Regions from separate parts of the Homo sapiens genome. Here region 2 is linked to region 1. A link is an interaction called in ENCODE POLR2A ChIA-PET data of the cell type or tissue named here. Cell type or tissue: PC-9. All regions are shown on one strand. Each heading gives the region's core, and the rest is flanking DNA. Links, peaks and the distances in the headings are about the cores only.

Evidence for each region. ChIA-PET counts read pairs that join two places held together with the same protein. Peaks named below come from ENCODE experiments on the same cell type or tissue, not always from the same donor. Only the 100,000 strongest peaks of a DNase experiment are listed, where the experiment ranks them.
Region 2: POLR2A ChIA-PET joins it to region 1 with 17 read pairs; 1 of 35 experiments calls an interaction of 5 or more read pairs at or near these places.

What each region holds. Positions count from the first base shown.
Region 1 is chr11:47,188,363-47,196,023 of GRCh38, reverse strand. It overlaps the pseudogene RPS20P26. Among named protein-coding and RNA genes, the nearest start is that of PACSIN3, 5.8 kb to the right of the region's middle. In PC-9, for the core only: no CTCF peak of the experiment used is centred there; DNase peaks (open chromatin) are centred at 1,783, 3,713 and 4,693; H3K4me3 peaks cover 1,033 bases; H3K27ac peaks cover 4,282 bases.
Region 2 is chr11:47,509,736-47,517,396 of GRCh38, reverse strand. The region is part of intron 1 of CELF1 (CUGBP Elav-like family member 1); the gene reads left to right. Among named protein-coding and RNA genes, the nearest start is that of CELF1, 40 kb to the left of the region's middle. RefSeq lists a silencer at 3,698-3,837 and an enhancer at 6,272-7,146. In PC-9, for the core only: no CTCF peak of the experiment used is centred there; a DNase peak (open chromatin) is centred at 3,912; H3K27ac peaks cover 5,000 bases.

The DNA.
Region 1 (7,661 bases), core at 860-5,859:
ATTACAGGCATGAGCCACCTTGCCCGGCCCCATGCATATCTCATACCTCCATGGCTGCCACCCTGTTCATCTTCTGTGGTCATCTGACCCCGTACCATCTACCGCAGATACTTCTTAATTGGATTTCCCTGCTTTTTCTCTCTTTCTAATCCATGAGTCAGGCCAGTTTTTGTGTAAGGGGCAGATAGTAAATATTTTAGGCTGTCTGAGCCATATGATTTCTGTCGCACCTACGGTACTAACTCTACCATTGTGGTGTGAAAACAGCCAAAGGCAATTTATAAATAAATGAGTGTGGCTGTGTTCCAATCCAACTTTATTTGTAGATGCCAAAATTTGAATTTCCTATAACCTTTGTGCGTCACAAAATAGTCTTCTTTTTATTATTTTTTTCATCAATTTAAAACGGTAAAAACCGGCCCAGTGCAATGGCTCACGCCTGAAATCCCAACACTTTGGGGAGCCAAGGCAGGAGGATCACTTGAGCCCAGGAGTTCAAGACCAGCCTGAGGAACACAGGGAGACCTTGTCTCTGTAGAAAAAAAAGAAAGGGTGCAGCACACCAACATGGCACATATATACATATGTAACAAACCTGCACGTTGTGCACATGTACCCTAGAACTTAAAGTATAATAAAATAATAATAATAATAATAAATAAAAGTAAAAAAAAAAGAAAAAAAGTAAAAACCAGTCTTAGCTGTGGGCCATATAGGCCATGGTTTGCTAATTCCTTGCTCTAATCCATTCCTCATGCAACATCCAAAAAGGCCATTCAGTTCCCTCCTCTGCTTAAATCCCTCCAAGGGCCCCCTCTTGCACTCGGAACAGAACTCACAAAGCCTGGTAGTGTCTGGGTGCTGCCTGCCTCTCCCACCTCATTCTAGGCCTCTCACCCGCTCATTCACCGTGCCCTGCCCACTCCACCCTTCTGACCTGGAAGGTCAAGTTCTCATGTAAGGACCTTTTCATACATCAGTCTTCAGTTGTTCCGCCTGGAATGCCGTTCCCTAGGTCCCCTCTTCACCTTCTTAACTTCCATTTGTCTTCTGGGTCTTTTTGGGTGGAGGCTTAAACTCCCTGAAGCCACACTCCCACTATCCTCTTCCAGCACACTGTCCCTTTTTTTTTTCCTTCAAACACTCATGACAATTGGTAATGATGTTTTTGGACCTTTATTTGATTTCAGTGGAAAATTCCATGAAGTAGACATCTTGTCTGCTTTCTTTTTTTGTCTTGAGACGGAGTCTCGCTCTGTCACCCAGGCTGGAGTGTAGTGGCGCCATCTCAGCTCACTGCAACCTCTGCCTCCCCGGTTCAAGCAATTCTCCTGCCTCAGTCTCCTGAGTAGCAGGGACTACAGGCGTGCGCCACTATGCCCGGTTAATTTTTGTATTTTTAGTAGAGACAGGGTTTCACCATGTTGGTCAGGCTGGTCTTGAACTCTTGACCTCAAGTGATCCACCCTCCTCGGCCTCCCAAAATGCTTGGATTACAGGCGTGAGCCACCGCACCTGGCCTGCTTTCTTCGAATTAAGGACTGAGCACCCAGCCTGGTGTTGGTCACACAATGGGTGCCCAAGTGCACCAGGGTAGGCTTCTGGAGCAGGAGCCTCCCGGCCAACAGAGCTGAAACCCGGAGTACACAATGGCAACTCCTGGGGCGTCTCCTGCTGAGGCGGGGACCAGCTAAAGAATCTGCCTGGGGCAATGGCAGATTCCCGGAACTACCGGTTCCTCCCCTTTTTAGACTATATAGGGTAACATCATTTTTTTTTTTTTTAATAGGGTAACTTCCTGACCCTGGAGAAACTTTCTCTATAGGCTGCACTGTTGAAACCTGCGATTCATTTTCACCCGAGTGCCATCGGTCTGCCTTGGTAACCTATAAACAGCCTGCCCCACTGAGGTTAACTGCTCTCAATAACTGGGACCAGTCTTTACACGGGACTGCCTGAGCTCTGAAAAACATAGCTGTGAAATTAGAATACTTTACTCAGCTGCCTGTCAGGAATCCTGGGGCAATGTCCAGAGGCCACGGAGGGAAACTCACAAAGCAGCCTTCAGAGGAGACAGCCCTGCCTGCAGCACTTAGCCGGCTCTGATCTACTCTCGGCAGGGTGGCCAGAGTTATCATTAAAAAGGGGAAATCTGGCTGGGCGCCGTGGCTCATGCCTGTAATCCCAGCACTTTGGGAGGCCAAGGCAGGTGGATCACGAGGTCAGGAGTTCAAGACCAGCCTGGCCAAGATGATGAAACCCCGTCTCTACTAAAAATACAAAAATTAGCCATGGTAGCAGGCATCTGTAATCCCAGCTACTTGGGAGGCTGAGGCAGGAGAATTGCTTGAACCCGGGAGGCGGAGGTTACAGTGAGCCAAGATTGCACCACTGCACTCCAGCCTGGGCGACAGAGCGAGACTCTGTCTCAAAAAAATAAATAAATAAAATAAAAGGGGAAATCTGATCTACCTACTCTCATGGACACTTCCCACTGCCTATAGGGTAGCGTCCAAATTCCCTAGCCCACTTTGCAAATCTTCACCATCCAATCCCAACCTATCTTTCCAGCTTCATCTTCCATCTGCTTCTGTTACCAGAAAGGTGTCCTGATCCAGACCCCAGGAGAGGGTTCTTGGGTCTGGTGAAAGAGAATTTGAGGCGAATCCATAGAATAAAGTGAGAGCAAGTTTATTAAGAAAGCAAAGGAATAAAGCATGGCTACTCTGGCCAGGAACGGTGGCTTATGCCTGTAATCTCAGCACTTTGGGAGGCTGAGGCAAGTGGATCACCTGAGGTCAGGAGTTTGAGACCAGCCTGGCCAACATGGCAATAACCCGTCTCTACAAAAATACAAAAATTAGCCAGGCATGGTGGTGCACACCTGTAATCTCAACTACTTTGGTGGCTGAGGCAGGAGGATCGCTTGAACCCAGAAGGCAGAGGTTGCAGTGAGCTGAGGTCGCACCACTGCACTCCAGCCTGGGTGACAGAATAAGACTCTGTCTCAAAAAAAAAAAAAAAGCTACTCCACAGGCAGAGCAGCAGCAAGGGCTGCTCACCTAAGAATACCTTTTTTTTTTTTTTTTTTGAGACGGAGTCTCGCTCTGTCGCCCAGGCTGGAGTGCAGTGGCGCTATCTCGGCTCACTGCAAGCTCCGCCTCCTGGGTTCACCCCATTCTCCTGCCTCAGCCTCCCAAGTAGCTGGGACTACAGGCGCCCGCCACCACGCCTGGCTAATTTTTTGTATTTTTAGTAGAGACGGGGTTTCGCCTTGTTAGCCAGGATGGTCTTGATCTCCTGACCTCGTGATCCACCCGCCTTGGCCTCCCAAAGTGCTGGGATTACAGGCGTGAGCCACTGCGCCCGGCCCTAAGAATACTTAAGTTATTTTTTGATTATATGCTAAACAAGGGGTGGATTATTCAGGAGCTTTCTGGTCAAGGGGTGGGCAATTCCCGGAACTGTGGGTTTCTCCCTTTTTTAGACTACATAGAGTAAATTTCTGACATTGCCATGGCATCCGTAAACTGTCCTGGCACTGGTAGGAGTGTCTTTTAGCATGCTAATGTATTAGATTTAGCGTATAATGAGTAGTGAGGATGACCAGAGGTCACATTGCCATATTGGTTTTGGTAGGTTTTGGCCAGCTTCTTTATCGCATCCTTTTATCAGCTGGACTCAGCATGCCTAACCTCCTTGGAATGCAGCCCAGTAGGTCTGAGCCTTATTTTACCCAGCCCCTATTCAAGCTGGAGTCTCTCTGGTTCAAATGCCTCTGATACCTCCACCCCATCATGACCTCATTATTCTAGAGATTCGAGACCTGCACAGTCCAATACAGTAGCCACTACTCACATGTAGTTGTTAATTTTTTTTTTTTTTTTTTTTTTTTTTTTTTGTGACAGGATCCCACTCTGTTGCCCAGGCTGGAGTGCAGTGGCCCAATCACTGCTCACTGCAGCCTTGACCTCTCAGGCTCCGGTGACCTCAGCCTCCTCAGTAGCTGGCACTACAGGTATGTGCCACGACACTCAGCTAATTTTTCTTTTTTTTTTTTGACATAGAGTCTCGCTCTGTCATCCAGGCTGGACTGCAGTGGTACAATCTTGGCTCACTATAACCTCTGCCTCCTGAGTTCAAGCAATTCGCCTGCCTCAGCCCTGCCCTGAGTAGCTGGGACTATAGGTGCATACCACCATGCCAGACTAATTTTTGTATTTTTAGTAGAGACGTGGTTTCACCATCTTGGCCAGGCTGGTCTCGAACTCCTGGCCTAAAGTGGTCCTCCTGCCTCGGCCTCCCAAAGTGCTGGGATTACAGGCATGAGCCACCACGCCTGGCCTAATTTCAAAATTTTTAAATTGGAGGAAGACGCGGTCGTAGGTGCTGTGAGTCTCTCGTCCGCACTCTCCTGCTCCTGACTCACTGCTGTTCACTCTCGCTGAGGAAAAAGTCGGTCAGGAAGCCACGCAGCAGCCATGGCTTTTAAGGATACCGGAAAAACACCCGTGGAGCCGGAGGTGGCGATTCACTGAATTCGAATCACCCTAACAAGCCGCAACATAAAATCCCTGGAAAAGGTGTGTGCTGACTTGATCAGAGGCGCAAAGGAAAAGAATCTCAAAGTGAAAGGACCAGTCCGAATGCTTACCAAGACTTTGAGAATCACTACAAGAAAAACCCCTTGTGGTGAAGGTTCTAAGACATGGGATCGTTTCCAGATGAGAATCCACCAGCGACTCATTGACTTGCACAGTCCTTCTGAGATTGTTAAGCAGATTACTTCCATCAGTATTGAGCCAGGAGTTGAGGTGGAAGTCACCATTGCAGGATGCTTAAGTCAACAATTTTAATAAATTGATTACCAGTTGTTAAAAAAATTTTTTTTTAATTAAAAGTTTATGTTTTCTCTTTTTTTTTTGAGACGGAGTTTCGCTCTTGTTGCCCAGGCTGGAGTGCAATGGAGCAATCCCAGCTCACTACAACCTCCGCCTCCCAGGTTCAAGCAATTCTCCTGCCTCAGCCTCCTGAGTAGCTGGGATTACAGGCATGAGCCACCATGCCCGGCTAATTTTGTATAGTAGAGATGGGGTTTCTCCATGTTGGTCAGGCTGGTCTTGAACTCCCAGCCTCAGGTGATCCACCCAACCTCGGCCTCCCGAAGTGCTGGGATTACAGGCGTGAGCCACTGCACCCGGCAAGTTTATGTTTTCAATAGCCACATTTCAAGTGCTCAACAGTCTCATGCTACTAGTGGCTATCATATTGGCCAGCACAGCTATAGAACATTCCCACCACTGCAGAAAATAATTGGACAGCACTATTTTAGATACAAATACCCACTCGCCCACCCCCCAGTTTTTAATTTTAGTTACATAATTTACACATAGGTACATTCTCATTGTAAATTTTCTAACATTACAAAAATGTCCCTTACCAATTCTAGACCTCTGCCTAAAGATAAACGCCAAAATCAGTATGAAGTATATTTTCTGTGAAGATTTAGTGTGTTTTGCATTTTGCTTTTTTCCCTTGACATCGTCTTGGAGGTCTTCTTATAAGAATACATCTCTTGGCTGGGTGCGGTGGCTCATGTCTGTAATCCCAGCAGTTTGGGAGGCCAAGGCGGGTGGATCATGAGGTCAGGAGTTTGAGCCCAGCCTGACCAACATGGTGAAACCCCGTCTCTACTAAAAATACAAAAATTAGCCAGGCGTGGTGGCACGTGCCTGTAATCCCAGCTACTCAGGAGGCTGAGGCAGGAGAATCGCTTGAACCCGGGAGGTGGAGGTTGCAGTGAGCTGAGATTGCGCCATTACACTCCAGCCTGGGCGACAGAGCAAGACGCCGTCTCGAAAAAAAAAAAAAAAGAATATGTCTCTCTCTACCTTGTTCTTTTTTTTTTTTTTTTTTTTTTTTTGGTTTGTTTTTGTTTGAGATGGAGTTTTGCTCTCGCTTCCCAGGCTGGAGTGCAATGGCGCAATCTCAGCTCACTGCAACCTCCGCCTCCTGGGTTCAAGCGATTCTCCTGTCTCAGCTTCCCAAGTAGCTGGGACTAAAGGCACACGCCACCACACCTGGCTAATTTTTGTATTTTTAGTAGAGAAGGGGTTTCACTTTGTTGGCCAGGCTGGTCTCGAACTCCTGCCTCTAGCTTGTTCTTGAGTTTTTGCAGAGTAATCCACAGCATGAATGAACTTTAGGTTGTTCAACTATTGCCTTCATGATGAACATTTGTTTTCAGTTCTCCCCTGTTGCAAACAGTACTATATGCAAACATCATTGTACCTCTTTCTGCATTTGTACATGTTCGTCCAGGGTAAATACCAAAAAGTAGAATTGCTAGGTCACAAAGTCATATGGTAACACCCCTGGGGCTTGGCACACCCTGAAGCTCCTGCCTAGAATGCCTGTCCACGTGACTAATTCCTACTCATCAAGACCTATCAGTGTCATGTCCTGTGAAAGGCCGTCCCTTCTGCCTGTTTTCTCTCAATACTTCCTATCTGCCTTGCATCATTACGGTACACTTGGACTCTGCCTTATTTAACTTTGTACTCCCAACATTCCTAGCATAGCCTTAGCATGGAGTAAAAACTCAAGTGTTTTCTTGGCTGGGTGAATGAATGCATAAATAAACAAATGAAGGCACAGTGGTTAGGATATTCCAGAAACTCAAGGTGAGTCTGTGAGTGGCGTGAAATCTGGCTATGGACCAATCTGCCCATTGGTACCCTGAGCCAAATGCCTTGCTAGATTTGTCTTTTTTTCTTTTTGAGAGAAAGTTTCCTTCGACCAGGCTGGAGAGCAGTGGCGCAATCTCAGCTACCTAAGCCTCCCGGGTTCAAGCAATTCTCCTGTCTCAGCCTCCCAAGTAGCTGGGACTACAGGCGTCCACGACCACGCCTGCTAGTTTTTTTGTGTTTTTAGTAGAGATGGGGTTTCATTATTGGCCAGGCTGGTCTTGAACTCCTGACCTCAGGTGATCCACCTGCCTCAGCCTCACAAAGTGCTGGCATTACAGGCGTGAGCCACTGTGCCCAGCCTTAGATTTCTGTCATTTTTTTTCTTTTTCTTTTTGAGATGGAGTTTTGTTCTTGTCGCCCAGGCTGGAGTGCAATGGCACGATCTCAGCTCACTGCAACCTCCACCTCCCAGGTTCAAGCGATTCTCCTGCCTCAGCCTCCTAAGTAGCTGGGATTACAGGCACCCGCCACCATGCCCAGCTAATTTTTGTATTTTTAGTAGAGATGGGGTTTCACCATGTTGGCCAGGCTGGTCTCAAACTCCTGACCTCAGATGATCCACCCGCCTCGGCCTCCCAAAATGCTGGGATTACAGGCGTGGGCCACCGCGCCCGACCAGATTTCTGTCTTTATGCAGCCCTCTGTCCACTGACATCTCATCTTGAACTCTGGGTTGAGGACAGCACTGATGGAGCAGTGTGGATGTTAAGGGCTCTGGCCATAGAGCGCAGAATGGGAGCCCTGGGGGTAGCATTAGCTTGGAGCTGGCTTTCCAAAGGCATGTCTGTCTACTTTCAGCTTAGAAGCAGCCCCCTATGCTCTGGGTTTTATTTTGTTGTTTTTTTTCCCCTACAGTACCTCAGGGGCAATTAAGATCAGCTGCAACATTTCTGCTTTCTGCTCCCAGACTTG
Region 2 (7,661 bases), core at 1,286-6,285, 320 kb before region 1:
GCTGATGTAAACAATGTTCTTATGAATGCCCCTTTGCATACTTTGTATACATCAGATACAAGATTATTTGTAAACTATATTTCTAGAACTGGGATTGCTGAATTCAAAGGGCATGTCTTTTTTTTTTTTTTTTTTTCTCTGTTTGTTTTTTTAGACAGGCTCTCTCTCAGTTGTCCAGGCTGGAGTGCAGTGGCATGATCACAGTTCACTGCAGCCCGACCTCCTGGGCTCAAGTGATTCTCCCGCCTCAGCTTCCCAAGTAACTGGGACTACAGGCACGTGCCACCACACCCAGCTAATTTTTGAATTTTTTTGTAGAGATAAGTCTCACTATATTGCCTGGGCTGGTCTGGAACTTGTGGGCTCAAGCAGTCCTCCCAAAGTGCTGAGATTATAAGTGTGAGCCACTGTGCTCAGCTCAGTTTTCAATATTGATGAGATACTATCCCTTTTTATATTTTGCAAGTGATATTATCCATTGAAAAATACTAGTGAGCTGGGCGTGGTGGCTCATGTCTGTAATCCCAGCACTTGGGGACACTGAGGCAAGTGGATCACCTGAGGTCAGGAGTTCAAAACCAGCCTGGCCAACATGATGAAACCTTGTCTCTACTAAAAAAATATAAAAATTAGCCAGGCTTGGTGGCTTGGGCCTGTAGTCCCAGCTACTGGGGAGGCTGAGGCAGGAAAATTGCTTACAACTGGGAGGCAGAGATTGCAGTGAGCCAAGATCATGCCACTGCACTCCAGCCTAGGCGACAGAGCGAGACTCTGTCTCAAACAAAAAAAAAAAAAGAGAATATTATTAATGGAGATGGGGAGGCCTAATAATTGCAATGTCAGTCAAGCAATTACCCTAAAGAGTTGCTAGAATAAACATAGGATCTGCAATACCCGGAAGATTTAAGAAACCCTCTTGAGATGAGCTTAATTATCAGCTGTAGCAACCATTATTGCTATTATTGTTGGAGAAGAGGCAGGTTGCCTAGAGGAGGTGGAAGCAGCTGCTCGCCTTCCTTTTAAACTAAATTCGGGGGAATTTGGTGATACTAGCTAAATCTGCAAGTCATCTCTATTTTACTTTCAGTGTATTAGAGCATTACTTTCACTCACTTATTATGATCTTGACCAATTCAAAAAACATTTGTGGTCCATGGGCCATTCAGTCCTTTTCTCTCTCTCTTTTTATTTTTATTTTTTATTTTGAGACAGAGTCTTGCTCTGTCACCCAGGCTGGAGTGCAGTGACATGATTTCAGTTCACCTCCTGGGTTCAAGCAATTCTTCCTGCCGTAGCCTCCCAAGTAGCTGGGATTACAGGCGCCTGCCACCATGCCCAGCTAATTTTTGTATTTTTAGTAGAGATAGGGTTTCACCATGTTGAACCCGGGAGGCAGAGGTTGCAGGGAGCCAAGATTGCACCACTACCCTCTAGCCTGGGTGACAGAGCAAGACTCTATCTAAAAAAAAATAAATAAGTAAATAATAAAGAGAGGCAAAGTAATATTTTGAGTTTCCCAATAAAAGGCATTTTACAAGCTGCCTTATTTTACCAAATACAGCACTGTGACTCAAGAAAGTCCAAGTCCCAGTGGTTGGTTGTGGAACCCAGGTCTCTTAATCCCTTATCTTCCCTTTAGTTCCTTCATCTGAAAAATGGGAATGAAAATGCTGAAGAATCTCCTTTGAGCACTCAGAAAAATAATTATAGTCCTTTCCAAAGGTTATGTGTTATAATGACTCCGCAAGAGACATCAAGATTATAAGGTGATTTTAAAAGTCGCTCTGACAGGGCTTGAGAAAAAAATTAGTCACATTCTGCCTACATGGTACTAACATATGGTGCAGCCCTGATGAGCTGCACAAGTGGGCTGAAATCAAAATGCAGTTGGAAAGAGGAGCAGTAGTGACTCACTAGATAAGACAGATTTGGCCTCATGGCAGGGCAGTGAAACTAAGAAGGAACTGTGGTCTTAGAACATGCCAGATTTGAGCAAGTGATCATGAATATTATGGAAAGGTTGAATGACTGAGCCTTTGGGTTTGAATTAGGTACTTTGTCTGGTGTCACAGTCCTTGGAGCGAGCACCCTCCCTCGGTGGGTTCAGAGCTCCCACTCCCTCCACCTCCCTCACTTCTGTGTATTACTTCTGTGTATCATTCCCTGTGCCTTTGAAGGTAGAAGCCACCAGGCAAATACTTAACACTGGTGTGCCTGGAACATTGGGTTCAAACTGCAATGATAGGTAGAAGCGTTAGTAATTCTGCCCAGAGAAAGCTGTGCATTAGCTTAGCTACCATATGTAAATTGCTACTGCTGCATCCAGCAATTTGTTGTCCATTGTTGACAGTACTGCCATGGTAAAGAAACAGGAACTATAGAAAGAATTAGATTCCTCCTCCCACCTCCCAGCTCTCACCACAGTAGGAAGCTGTTTGGGGAGCAGAGAGGAAATACGGGGGATTTGAGAGTTACACCCAGTGTGTGGGCATTTGGGGAGGAAATAGGAAAAGAGATTTTTTAAATTATTTTATTTTTTGAAACAAGGTCTTGCTCTGTCAGCCAGACTGGAGTGCAGTGGCACGATCATGGCTCACTGCAGCCTCAAATTTCTGGACTCAAGCAATCTTCCTACCTCAGCATCCAAATTAGGGCTACAGGCGTGCACTGCCATGCCTGTCTGATTTTTTTTTTTTTTTTTTTTGTAGAGATAGGGTCTTGCTATGTTGCCGAGGCTGGTCTCAAACTCCTGGGTGCTAGAGATGTTCCTGCCTTGGCCTCCCAAAGTGCTGGGATTACAGGCATGAGCCATCATGCCTGGCCAAAAAGAGATTTTTAAAAATGTTTTTTGCATGCTCTGTTTGCCTCATCTGAGTGCCTCTAAAATAGGGTGTCTCTCAGGTGAGACGACCTCTGGTTTAGGTGCTTATATACTCATGGAAAGATCATATAACTAAATGGGAGGTGAGCTAGATTAGGGAGGTAGTTCTATTTATTGGTTGTGAATATGCAAGGATGCTATTGGCAGAGTCAAGCTTTAGGCCATTTGTGGCTCTGATCCTTTAATAATGGCTGCTTACGAGAAAATGTTTATCATTGTTAGGTGCAAAAAAGTAGGTTGTGCAGTATTATACTTAGTATAATATTGAATTTGAAAATTCTGTGTATTTGAGGCCAGACATGGTGGCTCATGCCTGTAATCCCAGTACTTTGGGAGGCCAAGGTGAGCCCATCACTTGAGGTCAGGAGTTCCAGCCTGGCCAACATGTCGAAACCCTGTCTGTACTAAAAAATACAAAAATTAGCTGGGTGTGGTGGTGCACGCCTGTAGTCCCAGCTACTTGGGAGGCTGAGGCAGGAGAATTGCTTGAACCCGGGAGGCAGAGGCTGCAGTGAGCTGAGATCATGCCACTGCACTCCAGCCTGGACAACAGAACAAGACTCCATCTGGGGGGAAAAAAAAAAGGAAAATTTTGTGTATTTGAGTGTTTGTACATTTTATTGTATGCATGGAAGAAATCCTGGTAGAAGATAAACCAAAATATGGTTGTAAGTATAATTAATTAAAGTTGGGGAAATGGAAAAATTAAAACAGGAAGGAATACTTATGAAATATTTTGTTTAAAAAAAAAAAAAGAGGGTGGCCGGGCGCAGTGGCTCACGCCTGTAATCCTAGCACTTTGGGAGGCCGAGGTGGGCGGATCACGAGGTCAGGAGATCGAGACCATCCTGGCTAACATGGTGAAACCCCATCTCTACTAAAAATACAAAAAATTAGGCGTGGTGGCGGGTGCCTGTAGTCCCAGCTACTCGGAAGGCTGAGGCAGGAGAATGGCATGCACCCGAGAGGCGGAGCTTGCAGTGAGCTGAGATCACGCCACTGCACTCCAGCCTGGGTGACAGAGCGAGACTCTGTCTCAAAAAAAAAAAAAGAGGGGGTGCTGCCCACATGTTGCTTTTACAGTACCTGCAATTTCAGGGGGGAAAACCCCCAAAAAACTAGGAAGTGCAAGTATGTCTCAATTCAGGAAAGTTCATAGAAACTTTACAAATTACACCAGATAAACTGGGGAATTAAGTTCAACAATTGAAGGTCTGATATGTGTTACTTTTATTCAGGTGTTCTGTGGATATGAATATAAATGAGAAAGTTGAAACATAGTTCACTAACAACATTTTGAAATGAGATTAAAATCACTAACAACATTTTAAATGAGGTGAATTGTATGTGATGTGGACTAAACTAGATAGCTGTTTAAAAACTTGTTTAGAGAAAATACAATTATAGTTTTAGATGACCTAGTGTTAGTCTAGATTAATCTAGTCCCATCCTCTAGGGATTGGAAGTCCAAGAGGGGACCATTCTAAGAATGGTTGTGAACCCCTTATAGAATCTGATGAAAGCTGTGGATTTTGTTTTCAGGAAATCTCACTTGTCCATTTTCACACGGTTTAGCATAAAGTTTAGTCTGTTTAGCCTAAAGCATTGTTGGGCTTACAGGCCTCCAGCTCCTGAGAGGTCTGCTTCCCGCTTGATCCTTTTATCTGTTTACTTGGCTCTCTGGAGCATGAGAGTAGGTGAACATGGAGTTTTCCAAAGCAGGGGGCCTAACTTACTTATTGAGCTAGGCATGTAACAGGAAGAAAGAAGTAAAGGGCATTGCAAGCTGACCAAAAAGTAATACTTTAAAGAGAATATACTTTTCCCAAGTTATTTCTATTATTTGTCTTTTTTCTCTTTTCCAGTTAAAAGTTTGGGCAGGGTGCGGAGGCTCACATCTGTAATCCCAACATTTCGGGAGGCTGAGGCAGGCAGATCATTTGAGGTCAGGAGTTCGAGACCACCCTGGCTAACATGGCCAGACTCTGTCTCTACTAAAAATACAAAAAAAATTAGCTGGGCAGAGTGATCCCTCATCTCTAAAAAAAAAAAAAAAAAAAAAATTCTGGGCACGGTGGCTCATGCCTGTAATTCCAGCACTTTGGGAGGCCAAGGCAGGTGGATCATGAGGTCAGGAGATCAGGACTATCCTGGCTAATACAGTGAAAACCTGTCTCTACTAAAAATACAAAAAAATTAGCCAGGCTTGGTGGCCAGTGCCTGTAGTCCCAGCTACTCAGGAGGTTGAGGCAGGAGAATCGTTTGAACCTGGGAGGCGGAGGTTGCAGTAAGCAGAGATCATGCCACCGCACTCCAGCCTGGGAAACAGAGCGGGACTCCATCTCAAAACAAAACAAAACAAAAAACCGGGCACAGTGGCTCACTCCTGTAATCCTAGCTTACTCTGGGAGGCCAAGGAGGGTGGATTGCCTAAACTCAGGAGTTCAAGACCAGCTTTGGCAACATGGGGAAACCCTGTTTCTGCTGAAAATACAAAACATTAGCTGGGCATGATGGCTTGTGCCTGTAGTCCTAGCTGCTTGGGAGGCTGAGGCACAAGAAGCACTTGAACCCGGGAGGCAGAGGTTGCAGTGAGTCGAGATCATGCCACTTCACTTCAGCCTGGAAAAGAGAGAGAGACTCTGTCTCAAAAAAAAAGTCAGACTCAACTTTATGGCCCTTAGCATTTAAACAGACTTTCTGTGGGTTATGTGCATGAGCTTCCTTGGAGACAATTTTTAACCTGAAGCAGCCTTCTTAGCCCGGATCTCTGTGATCTTGAGGGAGTCATTTCATCTCTGTATCTTTTCTCATCTGCAAAATGGAGATAGCGTACGTATGAGGATTAAATGTAAAGCACCCAAAACAGGTCATAGTGTATGGTAAATGCTCAAAAAATGTTAGCTCGTACTTATTGCCACTTTACAAATGTCTAGACATTTCTCTTTACTTTTAGGTGATAAGGGTTTACAAACTTTAAATGCCATATTCCATCAATTTGAAGATGCACATTTATTAGCACTGATGGTATGTTAAATACATTGATTCTAAAGATAGAAAAATTTATTGTTCAAAAAACCATTTATGTCAAAGCCAGATATAATATTGATGAATTATCTATTGTTTGAATTATTTCATCTAGTTCTCATATTTCCCAAGAGGTTATCCTGAGGGCCAAGAGAGACTGACAGTTGGGGCCTGCCTCTCCCTCCTCTATCTTTGACCTGAACAGCCTGACTTTCATGTTTAGGAGAAAAACAGTTCTGCTTTTAAGATCGTTTAAAAACCTCTAATCTGGATAGTAGTTAGATTATTTTTTTGTTTTGGTTTTTGAGACGATCTTGCTCTGTTGCCTAGGCTGGAGTGCAGTGGTGCCATCACAGCTCACTGCAGCCTCGACCTCTGGGCTCAAGCAATCCTCCCACCTCAGCCTTCCAAGTAGCTGGGACTACAGACACATGTCACCACACCCATCTAATTTTTTTTTTTCTTTTTGGGTAGCAACAGGGTTTCATGATGTTGCCCAGGCTGGTCTCAAACTTGTGGGCTCATGCAGTCCTCTCACTTGAGCTTCCCAGAGTGTTGGGATTATAGGTATGAGCCACTGTACCCAGCTAAATTCTTTTTCTTCCTGGCTAAATTCTTTATTAGCTCCCTGTCTTATATCAAGGAAGTTTTTCAAGGAATTTTAAGGTTGCTTACTAACAGTTGTTAGTTAAGAGTGAGTTGGCCAGATGCGGGGGCTTGCACCTGTAATCCCAGCACTTTGTGAGGCCAAGAGGGGGTGGATCGCTTGAGCCCAGGAGTTCAAGACCAGCCTGGGCAACATGGCAAAACCCCTTCTCTACAAAAAATACAAAAATTAGCCGGGCGTGGTGGTGCACACCTGTAGTTCAAGCTACTTGGGAAGCCGTGGTGGGAGGATTGCTTGAGCCCAGGAGGCGGAGGTTGCAGTGAGCCGAGATGACACCGCTGCATTCCAGCCTGGGCAACAGAGCGAGACCCTCAAAAACAAAAAACAGTGAGTCTTACTAATGAGGCCAAGTTCATGGGTTTAGGACTGATGTATGTTATTGAACATCATCGTGCCACAGGCCCTTGTCTCTGGACTTTGTGATCTAGCACGTGCTATGTAAGAGCTGCTGATGGTGACTGAGTCAGTGCCAGTCATCCTGGGAAAGACAATATTTTGTCATTTACTCAGCATACAAGCTGTATAGGCCAGTAGAAAACACTAAGAATAAAGAGCTTATTACCTTGCCTATTCTAAGAAAGGCTTTTAGAGGATCTGAGAGCCTTTTCTGTCAGTGAAGTTAAAAAACTTCTTATGAGGTTGTATTTTAAATGTCTTTAAACATTTATCGCAGGTAGATAATATTGGAACTCTCAGCTAGCTTGCCCTTCATCTTGCTCTCACCACTCTCCCTACTTCCTTACTTTTTTTTTTCTTTTTTGAGACAGTATCTCACCCTGTTGCCCAGGCTGGAATGCAGTGGCGGGATCTCGGCTCACTGCAACCTCCGCTTCCCGAGTTCAAGTGATTCTTATGCCTTAGCCTCGCAAGTAGCTGGGATTACAGGTGCACGCCACCATGTCCGGCCATTTTTTTTTTTTTTTTGAGACACCACACCCAGCTAATTTTTGTGTTTTTAGTAGAGATAGGGTTTCACCGTGTTGGCCAGACTGGTCTTGAATTCCTGACCTCAAGTGACCCGCCCACCTCAGCCTCCCAAAGTGCTAGGATTACAGGCGTGAGCCACTGCATCTGGCCTAATGTTTG